4 separate regions of the Homo sapiens genome follow, and all the other regions are linked to region 4. Evidence: read pairs that join two places in POLR2A ChIA-PET (ENCODE). Cell type or tissue: CD4-positive, alpha-beta T cell. All regions are shown on one strand. Each heading gives the region's core, and the rest is flanking DNA. Links, peaks and the distances in the headings are about the cores only. Region 1 has its middle 6.3 kb from the start of SH3BP2. Region 2 overlaps LOC124900839. Region 3 overlaps FAM193A (family with sequence similarity 193 member A). Region 4 overlaps SH3BP2 (SH3 domain binding protein 2).

Region 1 (5,597 bases), core at 334-5,333, 51 kb after region 4:
CAGACACATTCCCACCTCAGGGCCTTTGCACTTGCCATTCCTGCCCCTAGATCACCCTTGGCGGGTGTGCCTGGACCCCTCGCTTCCCTTGGTCTGGGCTCTGCTTCCAGGGCACCTGAGTTACAAAATAGACTCCCAGTGCATGATTGGTGAATGAACAGACAAAGGCCTCAAGGGGCAGCCCCAAGGAAGGGGCTAGGTAGGTTTTGTTTTTGTTCTTTTGTTTTGAGATAGGGTCTCACTCTGTTGCCCAGGCTGGAGTGCAGTGGCACTGCAGCCTCAACCTCCTGGGCTCAGGTGAGCCTCCCACCTCAGCTGGGACTATAGGCATGTGCCACCACACCCAACTAATTTTTATTTATTTATATTTTTTATTTTTTTGTAGAAATAGCGTCTCACCATGTTGCCCAGACTGGTCTCGAACTACTGGGCTCAAACGATCCACCCACCTCAGCTCCCAAAGTGCTGGGATTACTGGCATGAGCCACTGTGCCCATCCTAGCCAGGTTTTGGAGCTGCCACCTGGGTCCCGTGTCCAGAGGACCTTGGAAGCATGGACCCTGCCCTCCCACCTGTCCCTGTCCCCAGGAGTGGCCCCACAGTGATACAGTGTACCACCTCACCAGGCCGCCTCGCTAGGAGAGGCAATTCCTGAGTAGGGCCAAGGCCACAGGCTTCCCACCTGCTTCCCTGGGGATAGGAGGGGACAGGTTCCCACCCTACCTCCCCCAATCCCCACTCCCTGGGGGAGGCTGTGTGGAGTCATCCTGCCACACAGTCCAGTCCCCTGGCCACACAGCCCAGCACTGGAGGGAGGGGCAGAGGGGGTGTGGGGGAGGATTGTGGCTCATGGGAAGAGGAGTTTGAGGAGGCAGGCTGGGCCTCACACGCAGGCATCAGTCTGGCTCTGAGGACAGGGCTGGGGGCTGGCATCTCTCCCAGGAGGCTGGGCTGGTGGCAGGCACTCTGGCAGGGAGGGCAGGCTGGACAGGAGTGGCCCCTCCCAGGCTCTGGGCCATCTCTGCATCCCAGGCCAGGCCTGGCTGCCTCACGCCTTGCCCTGGGTGGGATGGGGAATATTTTCTCCTTTACCGAATGAAGGGGAAAGGAGCAGCCTGGGGCTGGAGGGGGAGCAGTGGAGGTTGGGTGGGATGGTAGGACGTGTGTGCTGGTTGAGGGGTGGAAGCATGGAGGCCCGCTCAGGTCTCAGCCAGACCCCACGCCAGAGTGCCCTGCACACTGGCCTCCCCTCTGCCTCCACTGCCCTCCAGCGTCATCCCGGGAAAGCCAGCTCAGTAGCATTACCCCAGGGGACCTCCCCAGACCCCCACAGTCATGCCCAGATGTGCACCTACATCCCACCACACTGCCCAGAACTAGCCTTCCTCACCACCCCATCCCACCCCCTAGGCTGGGGCGCCTTGAGGTCAGGGCTCTTCCAGTGGCTCTGGTCCCCAGGATGGTCCAACACGGGGCCCTGCTCAGAAAACATCCTCAGTGGGTGGCCCCAGCCTGTGGGCTTCTGGCCAGCTGCCCTCAGTGAGCCTGTGGAGGGTGGGGCCCACAGCCAGCTTGCCCACTGCCCCTCGTGCCTGGGACAGGCCTGGCTTCCTGGCCAGCCTGAGAGCTGGTAAAGGCTGACGAAGTCGGCGAAGGCTCTTTGGGGACAGTAGGACTGAGCTGGGCTCCCACAACCTGGGAGGACTCTCCTGGCAGGGGCACAGCGCTAGAGGGCAGAGTGAGGGAAATAGAGCCAGAGTTCACGCCAGGTCAAGGGCCAGCCAGCGCCCCCAGGCCACCAGCACTCCCCAGGAGGGCCTGCCCTGCCTGCCTGGCTGCCACACCTCTAGCCCAGGTCAGCTGCTGGCTCTGTCCTCTGAGGTTTGCTTGAGTCAATTTTCTACATAAAACGAGAGTGTCAGGCAGGTCCCATTAGGAAGCTCTATTTTGTAATACCAGGCCTGTGGGTGGAGGACCCAGGACCCACGCACGCACTGGCTTTTCTATTTTTACATCCAGAGTCGCCTGCTCTCACCCCCAGAGCCCAATTTGGAACTTGAAAGCAGCACATTCTATTCTGGGGCCACTTCCGGCCCCTGTGCCGTGGGAGGTGGGTGTTTGTACACAACAGCGTGCCCCACCCGCCTCCCTCCAAAACACCCCCTCTCCTGTCACCCCCCACCCCCACCACCACCCCCTGCCAGCCACGTGACCTTCAGGAACACACTGAGATCTGGAAGGGGAAGCCCATGTGGGGCTTGGGAAGGGGAAGCTGTGGCCTTCAACAGTGGTGAGGTTCCCACGTCACCCCAAGGGGTCCCCACCTATCACCCCAGCCCAGGGTCAGGAGAGGCAGCCAGCCCTTCCCCAGCCAGCGCTGGACACTGAGACATGAGGGTGCAAGGTGACCTGCGTGACAGCAAAGCCCCTCACGACCAGAGCAGGAAGGAACAAGAGAACAGATGAGCCTGGGAGGCCTCCTGGGAGAGGGGACCCCAGGAGACACTTGAGGGCTGCTCCCACCTCGACTCCCCAGGCCTCTCCCATGGCCGTGGCAGGACTGGGCTGCCTTGGCAGGAGTGAATGAGGGACTCGCCCCACTGGGACCCAGAACTCCCCGTCCCACCTGGCCTCAAGTGGGTTCTGAAGGGGTCTCACCAGGCCTTCAGCCGCCTGCCCAGCCGAGGACCCAGAGGACCACTCCCTCCCCCTTCCACTTCTCCATCCTTGGGAGTGGACCTTGGCCTTAATTCCACACTTGTGGGTCCCCTAAACCATGCTGGCAGCCCTAAAGGCCCCTGCTACGGCCCTGAGAACACCCCTCCCCAAAGTGCCACCCTCTCCCCGATGACATGGGCTCTTATGTGCGAACCCCCAACACTGTGATGCCCTACAGTGCCACCTCTCCACTCAGGGGCACCCCTGATGTGCCCAGCCCAGGGTCAGGAGTGGCCAGCTGCCCTCAGTGAGCCTGTGGAGGGTGGGGTTCTATCGGCGGTGATACTGGGGCCCACCAAGTAGCTCAGAATGGCTCTGGCCCAGTAGCCCTGTCTCTGAGCCCCCAGCCTGCACTGCCCCTCCTCCCGGCCTCTGACAGGGGGTGAAGCTGGAAAGATGAGCTGCCCCACCCAGCCCAGAGCTGGCGGGAACAGCAGAAGACTCAGGACCCCAAGGGTGGGGACTTTCCCATCACACTGAAGAGGCGGCAGGGGAGTGGGGGGGTAGGTGCTGACGCAGAGCTGAACAAGGTCTGGCCTGTGATGGTGTGAGGCCCAGTCAGGGATGTGCACACCCTCAGCCCTCCTGGAGTACCTGCTGTGCCAGGTACAGTACCAGGTGCTTTTCACATCCTTACACCTTCTCGTCCCTGAAGCTACTTAGCAGCCTGGCCAACATGGTGAAACCCAGTCTCCACTAAAAACACACAAATTAGCCAGGTGTGGTAGCACATGCCTGTAATCCCAGCTACTTGGGAGGCTGAGGCAGGAGAGTCACTTGAACCCGGGAGGTAGAGGTTGCAGTGAGCCGAGATGGTGCCACTGCACTCCAGCCTGGGCAAGAGCGAGATTCTGTCTCAAAAAAAAAAAAAAAAAAGAAAAAGAAAAGAAAAATAGAAAAGAAACACTTTAGATGAATTCAATTTAGCAGAGTTTATTTGAGCAATGAAATGATTCCTAAATCAGGCAGCACCCCGAACCAGTAGAGGCTCAGAGAGCTCCATCCAGCAACTTGGGCAGGCAGTATTTATGGACAGAAAAAGGAAGTGACACAGAAATCGTCTGATTGGCTACAACTGGGTGCTTGCCTTCTTTGAACCTGCCTGAGTAGTTTGCAGCCTGTGACTGGCTGAAAGCTCAGCTGCTCTGATGGGCCGAGACTCAGTGACTTCTTCCAAAGAGTCCTGTGACTATAGCAAACCCTAACCTGACTTAATCTGTAAACAAACTGCAGCTTGAGTATACTCCCAGGCTGCAGTTTATTTACAGATTAAGGCAGGTTAGGGTTTGCCATATGCTGAGGCAGCTTTAGGCCAAATTTAAGTTAATTTAACCTTTGCCTCTTTTAGGCAGCCTCTCAATTTTGAGAGATTGACTGAAACCTTGGGCACTGGCGTCACTTTCTGTCACCATCATAATGGATTTGTTTGGTCTCAGTGTGAAATTCATATTCACCGTGTCAAGTTAGTTGGATGATGATGTTTTCTTCATGTTTTGTTCCTCTAACTGTGATGAGACCATTTGATGTACTAAGGATGGCTGCATACAAGCATTTAAGACACTTGAGGGGACAGCGTATCAGAGAGACTGTTCTGACGGCTTTTGGGAGGATGATACAAGAAACTGAAGCACACTCCTTAACAGGAGGCTCGGTGAACCAAACGGATCAAAACCGAACAATTCAAAGTTCAGGCAATGAAGACTGTTCTACAGCATTCAAGTCCCGTTGGTCAGTCTTTCTTTGGAACATGATGGTGATTTAGAACTACAGTTGGACGGGCGTGGTGGCTTACGCCTGTAATCCCAGCACTTTGGGAGGCCGAGGCGGGTGGATCACCAGAGGTCAGGAGTTCAAGACCAGCCTGGCCAACATGGTGAAATGCCATGTCTACTAAAAATACAAAAGTAGCCTGGCATGGTGGCACATGTCTGTAATCCCAGCTACTCGGGAGGCTGAGGCAGAAGAATCGCTGGAACCCAGGAGTGGAGGTTGCAGTGAGCCAAGATTTTGCCACTGCACTCCAGCCTGGCAACAGAGAGAGACTCCGTCTCAGGAGAAAAAAAAAAAAAAAAAAAGAACCACAATTGTGGGGAGATGGCGGATAGGAGGCAGGACTAACTTGCAGCTCTCGCTTGGATGGACAGAGAAGCATGTGGAGACCCACATCATGAACTTTTGCTCCAAGAACTACTGCAGGAATATACCAGGAAAGCTGAGAGAATCCACAGACTCCTTTGAAGGAGGTGGATTGCCGCTGCAGGCTCCATGGGACAGCTGAGGAACTCTGAAGACAAAGGACATAGTTTCTTGGGAGCTCTGTGGCCCTATCCACCACCTGATCCTACCACTGCTGATGGGCTCTTGAAAGTACCACCTCCCGGCTGGAGGCCAACCAACACAAAAGCAGTGCACCTAACAAAAATACAACCAAGGACCCTCACCAAGTCCACTTCACTCCCCTGCTACCTCCACTGGAGCAGGTACTGGTATCCGCAGCTGAGAGACCTGAAGACAGATCACATCCCAGGACTCCTTGAAGACACTCCCCAGTACCAGTCCAGAGTCTGGTAGCTCTACTGGGTGGCTAGATCCAGAAGATAAAGAACAATCACTACAGTTTGGCTATCAGAACGCCCTATCCCTGGGGGAAAGGGGAGAGCACCACATCCAGGGAGCACCCCTGTGGGACAAAAGAATCTCAACAGCAGCCCTTGAGTCCCAGATCTTCCCTCTGACATAGTCTACCCAAATGAGAAAGAACCAGGAAAACAATTCTGGTAATATGACGAAACAAGGTTCTTTAACATCTGCAAAAGATTACACTAGCTCACCAGCAATGGATCCAAACCAAGACGAAATCTCTGAATTGCCAGAAAAAG
Region 2 (5,597 bases), core at 157-5,156, 820 kb after region 4:
GCAGAAACAATTTTTCTTAGTACAGATCAAAATGGAGTTCCTTATATCTTCCTTTTCTACAAAGACACAGTAACAATCCGATCTCTCTTTCTTTACCCCACAGAGATAGTTTGACTTTTTTTCCTATATGCATGCTTTTTATTTCTTTCTCTTGCCTGATTGCTATGGCTTGGACTTCCAAAAGGGTAAATTTTTAATATATAAATTATTCTTCAATAAAGCTGTTATTTAAAAAATAAGCCAGGACAGTCATGGTGGCTCAAGCCTGTAAACCCAGAACTTTGGGAGACCGAGGCAGGTGGATTACTCGAGCCCAGGAGTTCGAGACCAGCTTGTCCAACATGGTGAAACCCCATCTCTACTAAAAATACAAAAATTAGCCAGGCATGGTCACACTCGCCTGTAATCCCAGCTACTAGGGAGGCTGAGACAGAGAATCGCTTGAACCTGGGAGGCGGAGGATGTAATGAGCTGAGATCATGCCACTGCACTCCAGCCTGGGTGACAGAGTGAGACTCCATCTCAAGAAAAATAAATAAAGGAAGGAAGGAAGGAAGGAGAAAGAGAAATTATGGAAAGAAAAAGAAAAAAGAAAGAAGAAAGAAAGAAAGAAAGAAAGAAAGAAAGAAAGAAAGAAAGAAAGAAAGAAAGAAAGAAAGAAAGAAAGGAAAGAAAGAAAGAAAAGAAAAGAAAAGAAAGAGGGAAAGAAAGAAAGAAAGAGACCGGGTGCGGTGGCTCACGCCAGTAATCCCAATACTTTAGGAGGCCAAGGCGGGCGGATCATGAGGTCAGGAGATCAAGACCATCCTGGCTAACACGCTGAAACCCCGTCTCTACTAAAAATACAAAAAATTAGCCGGGCATGGTGGCGGGCGCCTGTAGTCCCAGCTACTCAGGAGGCTGAGGCAGGAGAATGCCGTGAATCCGGGAGGCGGAGTAGGCAGTGAGCCGAGATGGCACCACTGCACTCCATCCTGGGCAACAGAACAAGACTCTAAAAACAAAACAAAAGAAAGAAAGAGAGAGAGAGAGAGAGAGAAAGGAAGGAAGGAGAAAGAAAGATATAAAGAGAAAGAGGGAAGAAAGGAAGAAAGGGAGAGGGAGGGAGGAAGGAAGGAAAGAAGAAAGAAAAGAAAGAAAGAAAAAGAAAGAAGAAAGGAAGGAGAAAGAAAAAGAAAAAGAAGAGGGTAGGAAGGAAGGAAGGGAGGGAGGTAGGGAGGGAGGGAGAGAGGGAAGGAGGAAGGAAGGAAGGAAGGAAAGAAGGAAGGAGAGAGAGAAGGGGCTTGCCTGTTTCTGAGATGATTTACCTTTAAGAGGCAGTCGAGCCTTAGGGGTTTCTGGCCAAACAGAAGAGAAAGGACATGAATTCAAACAATGGGCATCCCAGCCTGAGCAACACAAAAAGACCCCATCTGTACAAAAATTAAAATGAAAATTAATTTTTGAAAGATAGCCAGGAATGCTGGTGTGGGCCTGGGCTCCAGCTACTGGAAAGGCTGAGCGGGGAAGACCACCTGAGCTCAGGAGTTCAAGAACAGCCTGGGCAACATAAGAAGACCCTGCCTCTAAAAAAATAAATAAAAGAGGGATGGGGCAGTGGAGGAGCTTGCAGCAAGAGTGCAATAAAGGTCATAAAGTTCACATTGCAATTGGAGGGATCTGAAAGAGTTTTACGTTTTCCCATTTTTATTTGATAAAGGAATCCTTTAGGAATTAATTTTTCTTTTCTTTTCTTTTTTTTTTTTTTTTGAGATGGAGTCTCCCTCTGTCACCCAGGCTGGAGTGCGGTGGCGCCATCTCGGCTCACTGCAAGCTCTGCCTCCCAGGTTCACGCCATTCTCCTGCCTCAGCCTCCGGAGTAGCTGGGACTACAGGCGCCCGCCACCACGCCCAGCTAATTTTTTGTATTTTTAGTAGAGACGGGGTTTCACCGTGTTAGCCAGGATGGTCTCAATCTCCTGGCCTCATGACCCGCCCCACCTCGGCCTCCCAAAGTGCTGGGATTACAGGCGTGAGCCACCGCGCCCGGCCCCGAAGTGGTCTTTGAGGGAAGGGCACCATTCGGGAAGGGGAGCACTGAGGTCACAGCGGGAGCACGCCCACCCGGGAGCAGAAACCCCTCCTGAGGGCAGGACCCCAGCCACCACACACCCTGGCAAGAGCTCGCAACCTGGGGTTGCAAACCCTCCACTGAAGGCAGTGCTGACCTGAGGGTCTCCCTAGGAGGACAGGCGTGAGCAGAGAATCTGTCTGAAGACAAGGCAAAACTGAAGGTGCAGATGAGGACTTAGTTTGTTAGATAAGAACAGTGGATTCACGAGATCTGAACTCACTGGCCCTTGGTGCCCTTGAGACAGGGACATTCAGACCTGTGTTAGTTCATCCTCTTCCCAAGGAGCTCTTCACAACAGAAGGTGACAAGGACAGACGGACACACAGAATTGTTGTTAGGAGCAAAGTAGTTTCCACAAGGATCAAAATCTTCATCTCATCAGATAATCAAAGCACACGTAAGAAGGCTTTCTCAATCCTGGAACACAAGGAGCTTTCACAAAAGAAAACCAGAGGGTCACGGGGAGAGTGCTGGTTCCAGTCGCAGGTCTCAGGCCATCCTGGGGAGGCCGTCTCAGCCGAATCCCATGGGAACATTTAGGACCATTCACTGCCAACAACTCAACAGTGACTCCCAGAAAACTTGTTTATTTTTAGAGACAGGGTCTTGCTCTGTTGCCCGGGCTAGATTGCAGTGGTGCAACCACAGCTCACTGCAGCCTCAACCTCCTGGGCTCAAGCAATCCTCCCCCATCAACCTCCCAAGTAGCTGGGACTACAGGTGTGCTCCACCACACCCGGCTAATTTTTTAGTGTTTTGTAGAGACAGAGTCTTGCTGTGTTGCCAAGGCTGGTCTCTAACTCCTGGGCTCACGCAATCCTCCCACCTCAGCCTCCCAAAGTGCGCCTGGCCTCATAGGATTTTAGAATCTGGGCTCAGATGGTTGATGGTCTGTCTTTCAGTGCAAGGACTCATTGGGATAGGACAGAGCTTATGGCCCAACAGTGCAGGACAGAGAAACACAGCCAGATGAAGGTTCTGATGAGTGAGCTGGTTCCCAGATTGGTAAACTATGTGCCAGGATACATTGTTCTGCAAGATTTTCCTGAAGCAAACAGTGATTGACTGATTTAGTTTTATCTTCCTGGAAAGAATTTTCTGGAAATAATCATTAAATCAGGTTGACACAGGTGATCTCAGCTCTTGATCCCAAGAGTTAAGTGGACACAGGTGGTCTCAATTCTCATCCCGTCCTCAATATTCTGCCAAGGCCCCTCTGTCTTTTCCATCTCTTTTTTTTTTTCATTTTCTTTCTTTCTTTTTTTTTTTTTTTTTTTGAGACGGAGTCTCACGCTTGGTGCCCAGGCTGGAGTGCAATGGCACGATCTCAGCTCACGGCAACCTCCACCTCCCAGGTTCAAGCGATTCTCCTGCCTCAGCCTCCTGTGTAGCTGGGATTACAGGCATGAGCCACCACGCCCAGTTAATTTTTGTATTTTTAGTAGAGACAGGGTTTCACCATGTTGGCCAGGATGGTCTTGATCTCTTGACCTCATGATCCACCTGCCTCGGCCTCCCAAAGTGCTGGGATTACAGGCATGAGCCACTGTGCCCAGCCTTCCACCTCATTTTCTCTGTCATCATTTTTTTCTCCAGCTTCCAGGAGCCGTCGTAGCAGCCGATTAGGACTGGCTGCTGGTGTGGTGATGACCTAGAGGGCTTCTCCCAGGTAAGGTGAGAAGAGGGATCCACTCACTGCAAGAGGCTGCATAAACTTAACCCAACACTGTAAAGGCTCTCCTCATGAACAAAGCATTAGTAGTCTAGATAAAATACTAACAAGCGAAATCTAGCAACGTGTAAAAAAGAATAACATAGTCCAAGTTGGGCTTATTCTAGGAAAGTAAGGTTTATGTAATTTGAAAGGCAATCAATGTAATTCATCACATTTACAAAATAAAGGTGAAAAAATCATACAATCATCTCAGTATGCACAACAAAACATTTTATAAGAACATTTGATAAAATTAAATGTTGGTCATGATTTTTAAAAACCTGTAGCAAATTAGGAATAGAAGGGAACTTCTTTAATTTGATCTAGGGCACCTTAAAAAATAAGCAAACATGGCCGGGCATGGTGGCTCACACCTGTAATCCCAGCACTTTGGGAGGCTGAGGCGGGCGGATCACGAGGTGAGGAGATCGAGACCATGCTGGCTAACACGGTGAAACCCCATCTCTAATAAAAATACAAAAAATTAGCCGGGCGTGGTGGCGGGCGACTTGTAGTCCCAGATACTCAGGAGGCTGAGGCAGGAGAACGGCCAGAACCCGGGAGGCGGAGCTTGCAGTGAGCCAAGATCACACTACTGCACTCCAGCCTGGGCGACAGAGTGAGAATCCGTCTCAAAAAAATAAGAATAAAAATAAGCAAACATATCACTTAATGGACTCATGTAACAGTGAAAAGTATGGCGGGATAGCTAACAGGCCAACCCTCCCACTGATTAAAGGCTTTGGAGCATAAACCAAAGCAAGCGGATTTTGGAGGGAAGTAAAAACTTGGAGGAAAGGACCAGCCTGGTGAATTTGTTTGTTTGTTTGAGACAAAGTCTTGCTCTGTTGCCCAGGCTGGAGTGCAATGGTGTGATCTCAGCTCACTGCGACCTCTGCCTCCCGGATTCAAGCAATGCTCCTGCCTCAGCCTCCTGAGTAGCTGGGATTACAGGTGCCCACCACTGTGCCCGGCTAATTTTTGTATTTTTAGTAGAGATGGGGTTTTGCCATGTTGGCCAGGCTGGTTTTGAACTCCTGACCTCAGGTGATCCACCTGCCTCGGCCTTCCAAAGTGTTGGGATCACAGGCATGAGCCACCACAGCTGACTGATCCTGGTGAGTTTTAAGGCCATTTTCAAAGCTTAAGCCTGAGGACAGCTAGGGAGCCCCGGCATGGTGCAAGCAGATAACCCTAACAGAAAACTGACTGTCTTTCTGGATTTACAAACCAGAAAACAGAGCCTGGACCCACACAATTTCCAGGAAGTCAGGAGGGAGTCCTAAAACGGAAAGAGCCAGAGAAGTCTCTGATAGATCATGCAGGCAAAGGTAGCCTCTAGCAGCTTGCAGGCAGGGCCGCACTGAGATTTGAAAGGCCTCTAAACCTACTCTACAGAAAGCCCAGAGGCAGACACAAAGTCAACAGGGGAGAGGTCACTCCTGCCTTTACACAGCTGCTGAGAATAGATGAAAAGTCTTGCCAACTTATTTAAAAGGCTAGGCTGGGCACGGTGGCTCACACCTGTAATCCCAGCACTTTGGGAGGCTGAGGCAGGCGGATCACAAGGTCAGGAGATCAAGACCATCCTGGCTAACACGGTGAAACCCCGTCTCTACTTAAAAAAAAAAAAAAAAATTAGCCGGGCGTCGTGGCGGGTTCCTGTAGTCCCAGCTACTCAGGACACTGAGGCAGGAGAATGGCGTGAACCCAGGAGGTGGAGCTTGCAGTGAGCGGAGATCGTGCCACTGCACTCCAGCCTGGGCGACA
Region 3 (5,597 bases), core at 378-5,377, 110 kb after region 4:
GGCCAGGGAGAGAACTCACCTTCATGCACCAGTTTAAAACTAACAGCAATTGGTCACAATTTTTTTTTTTTTGAGACGGAGTCTTGCTGTTGCCAGGCTGGAGTGCAGTGACGCGATCTCGGCTCATTGCAACCTCCGCCTCCGGGGTTCAAGCGATTCTCCTGCCTCAGCCTCCAGAGTAGCTAGGACTACAGGCGAGCACCACCACGCCCAGCTAATTTTTGTACTTTTAGTAGAAACGGGGTTTCACCATGTTGGCCAGAATGGTCTCTATCTCTTGACCTCGTGATCCGCCCGCTTTGGCCTCCCAAAGTAGTGGGATTACAGGCAGGAGCCACTGCGCCCGGCTGGTCACAATTTTTTTTTTTTTTTTTTTTGGGACGGAGTTTTGCTCTTGTTGCCCAGGCTGGAGTGTAATGGCACGATCTGGGCTCACTACAACCTCCTCTTCCTGGGTTCAAGAGATTCTCCTGCCTCAGACTCCAGAGTAGCTGGGACTACAGATGTGCACCACCACACCCGGCTTTTTTTTTTTTTTTTTTTTTTTTTGGTATTTTTAGTAAAGGTGGGGTTTCACCATGTCGGCCAGGATGGTCTCAAACCCCTGACCCTCAAGTGATCCACCCGCCTCGGCTTCCCAAAGTATTGGGATTACAGGCATGAGCCACTGTACCTGGCCTTGGTCACAAATTTAAGGAGGAAAAAAGGTCTGAATTACAAACAGTAGGAAGCAGCAATTTTAAAAGCATGCTGTGTAATTTAGGCCAAAAAAAAAGAAGCCACAGGAGGAACGGAGCCAAACTGCCAGTACCGGGACCCGGATCCCATGCTGTGAAGCAAGGCCAGAGAAGGCAGTTTCCCTTTTTTTTCCCTGAAACCCAAATCTCTTGCCTCTTTAGAAAGGGAAGGGGGTTAGAAAGAACAACTCAAGTTTTTAAGAAAAAAAGAACAAATTAGGAGAGGAGGTGATTACAAAAGTTGTTTATCAGGGCCAGGCTTGGTGGCTCACGCCTCTAATCCCAACGTTTGGAAGGCCGAGGCAGATAGATCACTTGAATCCAGGAGTTTGAGACCACCCTGGACAACATAATGAGAACTGTCTCTACTAAACATTTTAAAAATTAGCTGAGGCTGGGCGTGGTGGCTCACGCCTGTAATCCCAGTACTTTGGGAGGCTGAGATGGGCGGATCACGAGGTCGGGAGATCGAGACCATCCTGGCTAACACGGTGAAACCCCGTCTCTACTAAAAATACAAAAAAAATTGCCAGGCGTGGTGGCGGGCGCCTGTAGTCGCAGCTACTCAGGAGCCTGAGGCAGGAGAATGGCGTGAACTTGGGAGGCGGAGCTTGCAGTGAGCCGAAATCGCGCCACTGCACTCCAGCCTGGGCGCCAGAGCGAGACTCCATCTCAAAAAATAATAATAATAAAATAAAAATAAAAATAAAAATTAGCTGAGATTGGTGGCCCACGCCTGTAGTCCCAGCTAGTCAGGAGGCTGAGGTGGGAGGATCAAGTGAGCCTGGGAGGTCAAGGGTCCAGTGAGCCAAGATCATACCACTGCACTCCGGCCTGGGTGACAGAGCAAGACTATTGCCTTAAAAAAAAAAAAAAAGTTGTCAAGAATTCTCATTGCTTTACAGAAATTATATTGATAGTGATTGGCTATAAACTGTTGAACTACAGGATATGAGTTATCCCTATGACAACATTAAGAGGTTAATTTACAGCTACTTTGGCCACACTCTATCTAGAGTCTATACAATACAGCAGGTGGATTACTCAGCTTGAGGTGGGGGAAGGGGTAGGATGTACCCGCTCTCACATTTCACTGCCTCTCTGGTGTGATTACTTTTTTTTTTTTTTTTTTTTTTTTTTGGAGACAGGGTCTTACTCTGTTGCCCAGGCTGGAGTGCAGTGGTACGATCACAGCTCACTGCAACCTCGACCTCCTGGGCTCAAGCGACCCTCCCCAACCTGAGCTTCCCAGGTAGCTGGAACTACTACAGTAGTGTGCCACCATGCCCAGCTGATTTTACTTTTTGTAGAGATGACGTCTTGCTGTGTTGCCCAGGCAAGCACCATATATATGTGTGTGTATATACATACATATATATATAGTTTTTAATTTAATTAAAAAATAGAGACAGGGCCAGGTGTGGTGGCTCACGCCTGTAATCCCAGCACTTTGGGAGGCGGAGGTAGGTGGATTACCTGAGCTCAGGAGTTAGAGGCCAGCCTGGCCAACATGGTGAAACTCTGTCTCTACTAAAAACACAAAAAAATTAGCTGGGCATGGTGGTGGGTGCCTGTAATAGAGGCTACTCAGGAAGCTGAGGCAGGAGAATCACTTGAATCTGGAAGGCGGAGGTTGCAGTGAGCCGAGATTGCACCAATTGCACTCCAGTCTGGGTGACAAGAGCAAAACTCCATCTCAAAAAGTTAAAAAATTCATAATAAAAAAACCTTCTCAGTTGACTGAATTCCTCTCTTCCGTAACCCTTGATAACGATATGCACTTTCTCAGCCCGCTTTTCTGTTTGTTGACATGATTTCTGCCAATAATGTAAAGCTTCATTGACTGGAAAGCTTAAATTCTTTATCCTCTGTTTGGTTTTTGAGACAGGGTCTCACTCTATCTCCCAAGCTGGAGTGCAGCGGCACAATCGCAGCTCACACCTCAAACTCCTGGGCTCAAGTGATCCTCCACCTCAGCCTCCCAAAGAGCTGGGATTACAAGGTGTGAACGCTGTGCCTGGCTTATTTCAGATAAACAAAATATTAATAATTGCTTATTTCTTAAGTTTTCACTATAATTTAAGGTTACTAAAAGCTAAAATTCTGACTAACATGGTAACTCAAAGTAGAGATAAGCAGGAAAACAGTTCTACATATAAAATACATAAGAAAAAGTAAGATGTGTTTTGGTAAGGAAGGTTATAAGAAAAACATGAGGATGTGGTTTTGTCAAAGGAAAAAGTGATTTTGACTAGTTTAGAGGTTATTTAAAAGTGGTCTTAAGTTGAAAAACAGATGGAAAAGAAAATAAATGAATATAGAAAGTTGGGAAAAGGAAGTGAATGGGAAAATTCTAAGAGGTTATAAAAGATTTATGGAAATCCTGTGTGGTCAAAGCTGATTGAAATTAGATGGATCTGTTTAAAAGATTTTACTACAATTAATAGTAATACACTGATGCAACTGGTTTTCTCTTTTCAATAAGATTTCATGTAGTATTAATAAGAGATAATAAAATACTTTGTCAATTATCTTTTGAGTAAGCTGAAAAAAAAAAAAAAGACATTCTGTTGGCCTCATGCCATTTTCATTATGTCTTCTGACTGTTGAGAAAACTGAGTCTCAGGCAGCGGGTGGTGGAGCACGCCTGTGGTCCCAGCTACCCAGGAGGCTGAGGTGGAAAGATCACCTGGGCCTGGTGGTCAAGGCTGCAGTGAGCCGTGATTGCACCACTGCCTGGACAATGGAGTGAGACCCTGTCTCAAAAAAACAAAACAAAACAAACAAACAAAAAACCCAGAAACCCCAACCCTCCAAAACCAGAGTCTCCTATCAAAACATAAAGGTTTTTGCTTTTTGAAACCTTTGAATTATTAGTTTGGTTAAATGAATAACTTCTTTTGTGATGATCTTATTTTGATATCAAGTGTTTTAAACCTTTGATATCTGACATACTTCCTAAAATCAAATTTTAAATTCTAAATTAGTCTTTTTTACTTCAAACTTTTTTTTTTTTTGAGACGGAGTCTTGCTCTGTTGCCCAGGCTGGAGTGCAGTGGCACGATCTCAACTCACTGCAACCTCCGCCTCCTGGGTTCAAGCAAATCTCTGCCTCAGCCTCCCGAGCAGCTGGGATTACAGGCACCCACCACCACATCTTGCTAATTTTTGTATTTTCAGTAGAGAGGGGGTTTCAACATCTTTGGCCAGAATGGTCTTGAACTCCTGACCTCATGATCCACCCGCCTTGGCCTCCCAAAGTGGGATTACAGGCATGAGCCACCGTGCCTGGCCTAAAGGATACTGTTTTTTGGTTTGAGACAGAGTCTCGCTCTGTTGCCCAGGCTGGAGTGCAGTGGCGTGATGTTGGCTCACTGCAACTTCCGCCTCCTGGATTCACGCCATTCTCCTGCCTCAGCCTCCTGACTAGCTGGGACTACAGGCACCTGCCACCACACCCGGCTAATTTTTTTGTATTTTTAGTAGAGGTGGGGTTTCACCGTGTTAGCCAGGATGGTCTCGATCTCCTGACCTCGTGATCCTCCTGCCTTGGCCTCCCAAAGTGCTGGGATTACAGGTGCGAGCCACTGCGCCCGGCCTAAAGTATACTTTTGTAAGCAAAATTGAAACACTGGACCAGGTGTGGTGGCTCATTCCTGCAATCCCAGCACTCTGGAAGGTTTGAGAATCCTCTGAGCTCCAGAGTTCCAGACCAGCCTGGGCAATGTGGCAAAACCCTGTCTCTTACTTACTTACTTATTTGTCTCTAAACTTGAATGAAACCTGAAAATGGTTATTACTGTCACCCATCCATTAGGTTTAATTATGGTTGCTTAAACTGTGGCTTGTTTATTCAACCACAAACATTCGTGAATGCCCAACAGCGTTCTTGCCTTGCAGCCTCTATGAGACTGATCCCCTCACTCCCCTAAACTGGAAGGGCTGACTGTGTCATCTCCCAGAATCCAAATTCTCTTTCCCTGTCCCTAGCTGGTCAAGCCCTGAGTTTGTGATGTTACCTTCTGCCTCTGCTGTCCCCTCCTAACTCTGACAATCACTAATCCTGTTTCCATTAGTGCATGTGTGACCCTGTCCCCCAGCCCCTTCTGGACACAGCAGCTGGAATAGAATGCTCAAGAACATCAACCACATTCCTGCTCCAAGCCATTCAAGGAAGAAATCCAATCCAAACCACTGCACAGCTTCCACAGGTTCTTGCAGCATGGGCACAGAGCTCACGCTGCTCTCTAAGGTCCCAGGCCCAGTGTGACCTGGCTTTGTCCCTCCCCACACCACCTGCACCCGAGACACAGTGGCCTCTGCATCAGGCCTGTTTTGTCGACTGCAGACTACGTGAGACATGCACACGGTGTCTGACACACAGGACAGCCACATAACCAGCAGGGAGAATCCTGAGTCACAGCACCCCCAGGTCACAAAACCTGACACTGCTAACCGTGGCGCCGTGCTGTCCTCTCCCAAGAGGTAGTCACAGCCCTAGGGTTTGGAGTAATTAGTTCACCATAGTTCTTGGTAATTTCGTGACTTCTCTATGACATCCTAAATGTTAGTATGGTTGTGCTGTGTGGCCTCATATCGAGGGAACTGCACTGTATGTACATGGTCTTACAGCTTCTTATTTCACTCAATGTTATGTCTGTGAGAGTTCTCCATGAGGTGACAGTCTGTTCGTCTTCACTGCGGTATGAACACATGGCAGTGAACAGACAGATGCTGCTGCTTGCCTCACGTTTGCCCCGCCCCCGGGACATGCAGGAGAACCTCTAGTCGTGCACACAAGTGTGCAGCTGTTTGTGGGGTTGCACGGGAGGCACAACTTCAATTTTGCTAGAGTCTGCC
Region 4 (5,597 bases), core at 366-5,365:
GATGGTAGATTTAATTACATTAAATACACAATGGACAAAATGCTCCAGTTAAAAGACAAGGTGTGTTTTATATGCTATTAACAAAAAAAAAAATGAAATTAAAAATACACAATTTACAATAGACTAAAAGAAACATAAAATATTTACAAATCAAACTTAAGATAAGCAAGACCACAATGGACAAAAATATAAAATCCTATTGGTAAACCTTAAAGAAGACCCAAATGGAAAGAGAGGTAAACCATGTTCATGAATCAGAAAACTCAATATTGTAAAGACGTCAATTTTCCCAAAACTGATTGATAGCTATAATAAATTCCCAAACTATCAAGTGCATCATTGTTGTTGGAATTGACAAGCTGATTTTAAAACTTATATGGGAGAAAAACCTTACATGAAAATACAAAGAGCCAGAATAGTCAAGACACTCTCAAAGAAGAAAAATAAGGTGGAAAAGACTTACTTTATCAGATCTCAATACATAATTGATAATAATGAAGACAGCTTGATATTGGCACAAGAACAGACAGACTAATGGAACAGAGGAAAGAATCCAACAACAGATCTACATATGTCATATGTGGACATATGACAGAGGTGGCATTGCAGATGGGCGCAGAAAGTTAGATTACAAACAATGATAGGACAGGTGTGTAACCCTATGGAGAGAAAAAAATGAAAGTGAATCCTTACCTCACACCATATGCAAAAAACCAAATCTAGGTGAATTAAAGGCCTAAATATGAAATTTACATTTATAAGGATTTCAGAATATAATCTAAGAGACTATCTTCATGACCTTGGAGTGGAAATAATTTCAGTGGTTTTCTTTTTTTTTTTTTTTTTTTTGGTTTTTTTTGAGATAGGGTCTCACTCTGTCTCACAGGCTGAAGTGCAGTGGCACAATCACAGCTCACTGCAGCCTTGACCTTCTGGGCTCAAGCAATCCTCTCACCCCAGCCACCTGAGTAGCTGGGACTACAGGCACGCACCACCATGTCCAGCTAATTTTTGTATTTTTTGTAGAGATGGTGTTTCGCCATGTTGTCCAGGTTGGTCTCAAACTCCTGAGCTCAAGTAATCCTCCTGCCTCTGCCCCCAAAGTGCTGGCATTACAGGTGTGAGCCACTGTACCCAGCCTGGAAAGAATTTCTTAAGCCACAAAAAGCACTAACCAAAATGAAAACACTGATCAATTCAACTGCATTAAAAATAAGAACTGGCATGCACAGTGGCTCATGCCTGTACTCCCAGCACTTTGGGAGGTCAAGATGGGAGGCTCATTGAGTCTAGGAGTTTGAGACCAGCTGGGGCATAGTAAGATCCTATCTCTAAAAAAAAAAAAAAAATTATCTGGACATGGAAGTGCGTGACTGTAGTTCCGGCTACTCAGGAGGCTGAGGTGGGAGGACTGTTTAAGCCTAGGAATTGAGGCTGCAATAAGCCAAGATTGTGCCATAACACTCCAGCCTGGGTGACAGAGCAAGACCTTGTCTCAAAAAACCCCCCCCAAAAAAAAAGGACACCATAAACAGTCAAGCCAGAGTTAGAGAAGATATTTGCAATACACATTATGGATAATATCAAGACTATACAAAGAATTATTAGATTAATAAGAAAAAATCTGGTAGCTCACGCCTATAATCCCAACTTTGGGAGGCTGAGGCCAGCAGATCGCTTGAGCTCAAGAGTTTGAGAGCAGCCTGCATAACATGATGAAACCCGTCTCTACTTAAAAATACAAAAAATTAGCTGGGCTTGGTGGTGTGGGCCTGTGGTCCCAGCTACTTGGGAGGCTGAGGTGAGAGAATCACCTGAGCCTGACTCAAGGCTGCAGTGAGCTGAGATTGCACCACTGCACTCCAGCCAGGGCAACAGAGTGAGACCCTGTCTCAGAAAAAAAAAAAAAGAAAAGAAAAAGAAAAAGACAACAAGTTAAAAAATGGGCAAAAGATGATAGACACTTCACAGGAGACAAAATCAAAATGGTTAATAAAAACATAAAAATATGCTCAATCTCCTTGGTAATTAGCTAAATGCAAATTAAGGCCATAACTATACACCCCACCAGACTGGCAAAAGTGAAATGTCTGCCAAGGATGGGAAGGCAAGGGAATTCTGTTTTACTGCTGGTGGGCACGTAAACTAGAACAATATTTAGAAAGATCTTCATACCCTAGAACCCAGGAGTCAGACTCCTGAGTACAAACCCTAGAAAAATTTGTGCACCATTTGCAAAAAACACACGTGCATCAGAGACATGGACAAAACTGTTGCTAGCAGCATTGTGTGTAGTTACCCCAAACTAGAAACAAACCAACTGTCCATCTACAGCAGGCATGTCCAATCTTTTGGCTTCCATGGACCATACCGGAAGAACTGTCTCGGGTCACGCATAAAATACACTACCACTAACTATAGCTGATGAGCTAAAAAAAAAAATCGCAAACAAAAATCTTTATAATGTTTTAAGAAAGTTTACAAATTTGTGTTGGGCCACATTCAAAGGCATCCTGGGCTGCATGCATTGGACAAGCTTGACTGACAGTGAAATGAATCTGTGAACTACGATACAGCCAAACAATGGAAGTTTTTAGCAATGAACATGCACAAACTATACTACGCACAGCAACATGAATAAATCTCACAGACATAATAACGAGCCAAAGAAGCCAGCTGCCAGAATTTGCATCTGTATGATTCAAGGGGATAAAGCACAGAAACAGGAAAATACTGCAATGCCTGCATAATTGGGTGCTGAAGACTTTTTAGAAAAACAAGAACACAAGACTCACATAAGCCAGGGCAGAGAGGCCGGAAGTGACACTGTGAGGGGAGGGCACTTGGGTGCTGGCAAAACTATTTCCTGATGGTGGTTGCAGATCGTTCACTTCCTAACAGTGTGTTAGGTTGTGCATTTATGTTTTATTCACTTTTCTGTATGTTGTTTTATTCTGCAGGAAATGAATGAAAAAGGGATTCTGCCTCAGCTCTGAGCCCCTCAGAGTGGGGCCAGGGAAGAAGCAGACGGCAACGCCAGGGCAGCTGTCTGGCAGCCTGGAAGGCCTGCGAAGCTTCCTAGGGGTCCGAAGGAGGGTAGACAGGTAGGGGTCTGCTCTGTACCCATCAAATCTCCCTCCAGTGAGAATGGCTGGAAGATGGCTTAAAAGGGTTCACCACTCACACACACTTCTGAGGTGGTGGGGGTTGTCTGTCAAGCATCTTCACAGGGTCACTGCCCCTCTTCCCCAAGGACAGGCAACCTCCTGGCACTGCCCCCTCAGCAGGCAGTCTAGGTGGAGGGAACAGGGCGTGCAGGCAGAGATAAGGCAGGGGGTGTGTGCGAGGTGCCCAGCGAGGGGCTTGATGCTGCTGGGTCACAGAAACAGAGGTTGTGGCCCTTCCCCCATTCCCCTCGTCTAGAGACAAGCACGGCCCTCCCATGTTCCTGGTGTGACCCTGGTGTCCTAGGCCATCCCTCCAGCGCCTGGATCACCCTCAAAAGCCTCTTCCCTGCTGAGCTTCAATCTGCCTTTCTATGAAATGGCCCCAATAAGCCCTGCCTGCCTCAGGGAACTAAGCCGCAGGTCCCAGGTCCCCCTCTCCCCCAATGCCCACCCTCGCCCATCCTGAGGTGCAGGAAGCACCTCCCTGGGGCTGCGCTGAGCCCCAACCAGCAGGGGAGCTCCGCACAACGTGGCCCAGAAGGATCAGTGGGAACCGAGGTTTCTTCTGGTTCTAAAAACATCTTTTCAAGGCTGGGCGCCGTGGCTCGCGCCTGTAATCCCAGCACTTGGGAGGCCAAGGTGGGCGGATCAGTTGAGGTCAGGAGTTCAAGACCAGCCTGGCCAACATGGTGAAACCCCGGTTCCACTAAAAATACAAAAATTTGGCAGGCAGCTGTAATCCCAGCTACATGGGAGGGTGAGGCAGGAGAATCGATTGAACCCTGGAGATTTGCATTGAGCCGAGATCACGCCAATCCACTCTAGCCTGGGCGACAGAGTGAGACTGTGTCCCAAAAAAAAAAGAAAAAATCTTTTCACAATACAAATCTTTATTAACTGAAGGCACGGGGCTCACCACAATCCTTCGGATGGAACCACAGGAAGAGAAGAAGCATGTTTCACCCTGGGCTGGGGGTGCTTCCCAAAGCCACTGGGGCCCTTTTCCCAAGCCCCAGAACTGAGCCCACCTGAACTCATCTTGAAGGTAGGTATGTCAGTGAGTCCTCCCAAAGCCTCAGTTTCCCTATCTATAAAATGAGGAAGCAGGACTGCCCCTAGGGCAAGGCCTAGGCCTCCTGCCAGCCCACCCTCACAGACCCAGAGGGCAACGCAGGGTGAGGCGGGGCAGTTTCACTCCCCAGTGCTGTGGCCCCCTTGGTTGAGTGAAAGCACCTCCAGAGCCCTAACCCTAGCCCTGGGAGCCAGGCAAGAGACCCCCACAACGACCATCAGAGGTCGTGAGGGGTGGCAGGGAGCCTGGCAGGGAGCCAGGCAGGGGCCAGGGTCTAGGCTCAGAGCAGTGAAGGATAGATAGGGTCACATGCCAGTTAGTGGCAGAGGTGGGACTTGAACCCAGGCCTCTGTGAGACTTGGTTCTCTCACCTGTAAAATGGGTCTACTAGCAGCTGCTTCTCCAAGCAAATGATGTCAAGCACCCAGCTCGGCACCTCACAGATGTGGTCAGTAAATGGTAATCCCAACCCTACCCTTATATGTGGACTAGAACACTTATGGCAAGTCTCGGGAGGTCATGGGAACTCCTCATGGCTCCTTCTTCATGCTGGAGGACCACGGCCTGCCCCATCCCACCCCAACACACTCTTGAAACTGAGGCCCTCGGCCTAGAGCAGCTCACACAGACGTGGACAGCTGTGCTAGCAGGTGCAGAGTCTGGGAGGCGAGGCTGGACCAGGGCCCCAGCTGGGCTTCGGGTAACCACAGGCCTCAACTGTCCAGTTGGCCAGAGGGACCTATCACCTGGCTCTGGGCCCCAGGATGCTTTAGCCACTTGAGCCGGCTCCAGGTGACCGTGTAAGTGACATAAAGCAAAGGTGTCCTGGACTGCACCACTCACTAGCTCAGCACCCCAGGCACCAGGCTGGAAACCACATCTCGCACCCAATTCTCCATTTAAAAATTTTACAGGAAGGGGCCAGGCACAGTGGCTCATGCCTGTAATCCCAGCACTTTGGGAGGCCAAGGTGGGCAGATCACCTGAGGTCAGGAGTTCGAGACCAGCCTGGCCAACATGATAAAATCCCGTCTCTACTAAAAATACAAAAAATTAGCCAGGCGTGGTGGCGGGCGCCTGGAATCCCAGCTACTCGGGAGGCTGAGGCAGGAAAATCGCTTGAACTAGAGAGGCGGAGGTGGCAGTGAGCGGAGATCACGGCATTGCACTCCAGCCTGGGCGACAGGGTGAGACTACATCTCAAAAACAAAAAACTAAAATAATAAAATTTTACAGGAAGAGAAACTATGGCCACAGTGGGGAGTGGCATGACTCCCTAAGCAAGTTCAGGTCAGACAGGGCAAAGAATTCTGACTGCAGGGAGGAGGAATGGCTGGTTTTCCAGAGATAGATCAGAA

The links. ChIA-PET counts read pairs that join two places held together with the same protein. Peaks named below come from ENCODE experiments on the same cell type or tissue, not always from the same donor. Only the 100,000 strongest peaks of a DNase experiment are listed, where the experiment ranks them.
Region 1: POLR2A ChIA-PET joins it to region 4 with 12 read pairs; 17 of 35 experiments call an interaction of 5 or more read pairs at or near these places.
Region 2: POLR2A ChIA-PET joins it to region 4 with 6 read pairs; 2 of 35 experiments call an interaction of 5 or more read pairs at or near these places.
Region 3: POLR2A ChIA-PET joins it to region 4 with 5 read pairs; 6 of 35 experiments call an interaction of 5 or more read pairs at or near these places.

The regions. Positions count from the first base shown.
Region 1 is chr4:2,783,966-2,789,562 of GRCh38, reverse strand. No RefSeq gene overlaps it. Among named protein-coding and RNA genes, the nearest start is that of SH3BP2, 6.3 kb to the left of the region's middle. RefSeq lists enhancers at 1,405-1,464, 1,047-1,681, 1,805-2,114, 2,317-2,951, 3,085-3,294 and 1 more. In CD4-positive, alpha-beta T cell, for the core only: no CTCF peak of the experiment used is centred there; DNase peaks (open chromatin) are centred at 2,142, 3,222 and 3,792; H3K27ac peaks cover 3,003 bases.
Region 2 is chr4:2,015,855-2,021,451 of GRCh38, reverse strand. LOC124900839 reads left to right here. Exons shown (of 4, transcript XM_047416543.1): 3 at 3,710-3,782. Among named protein-coding and RNA genes, the nearest start is that of NELFA, 9.7 kb to the right of the region's middle. In CD4-positive, alpha-beta T cell, for the core only: no CTCF peak of the experiment used is centred there; no DNase peak of the experiment used is centred there.
Region 3 is chr4:2,721,731-2,727,327 of GRCh38, reverse strand. All of the region lies in intron 20 of FAM193A (family with sequence similarity 193 member A), which reads right to left. Among named protein-coding and RNA genes, the nearest start is that of TNIP2, 32 kb to the left of the region's middle. In CD4-positive, alpha-beta T cell, for the core only: no CTCF peak of the experiment used is centred there; no DNase peak of the experiment used is centred there.
Region 4 is chr4:2,835,487-2,841,083 of GRCh38, reverse strand. It overlaps SH3BP2 (SH3 domain binding protein 2), which reads right to left. Exons shown (of 13, transcript NM_001122681.2): 13 at 1-5,597. Among named protein-coding and RNA genes, the nearest start is that of ADD1, 5.6 kb to the left of the region's middle. RefSeq lists enhancers at 2,741-2,930, 2,883-3,880, 5,546-5,595. In CD4-positive, alpha-beta T cell, for the core only: no CTCF peak of the experiment used is centred there; a DNase peak (open chromatin) is centred at 2,833; H3K4me3 peaks cover 1,369 bases; H3K27ac peaks cover 4,201 bases.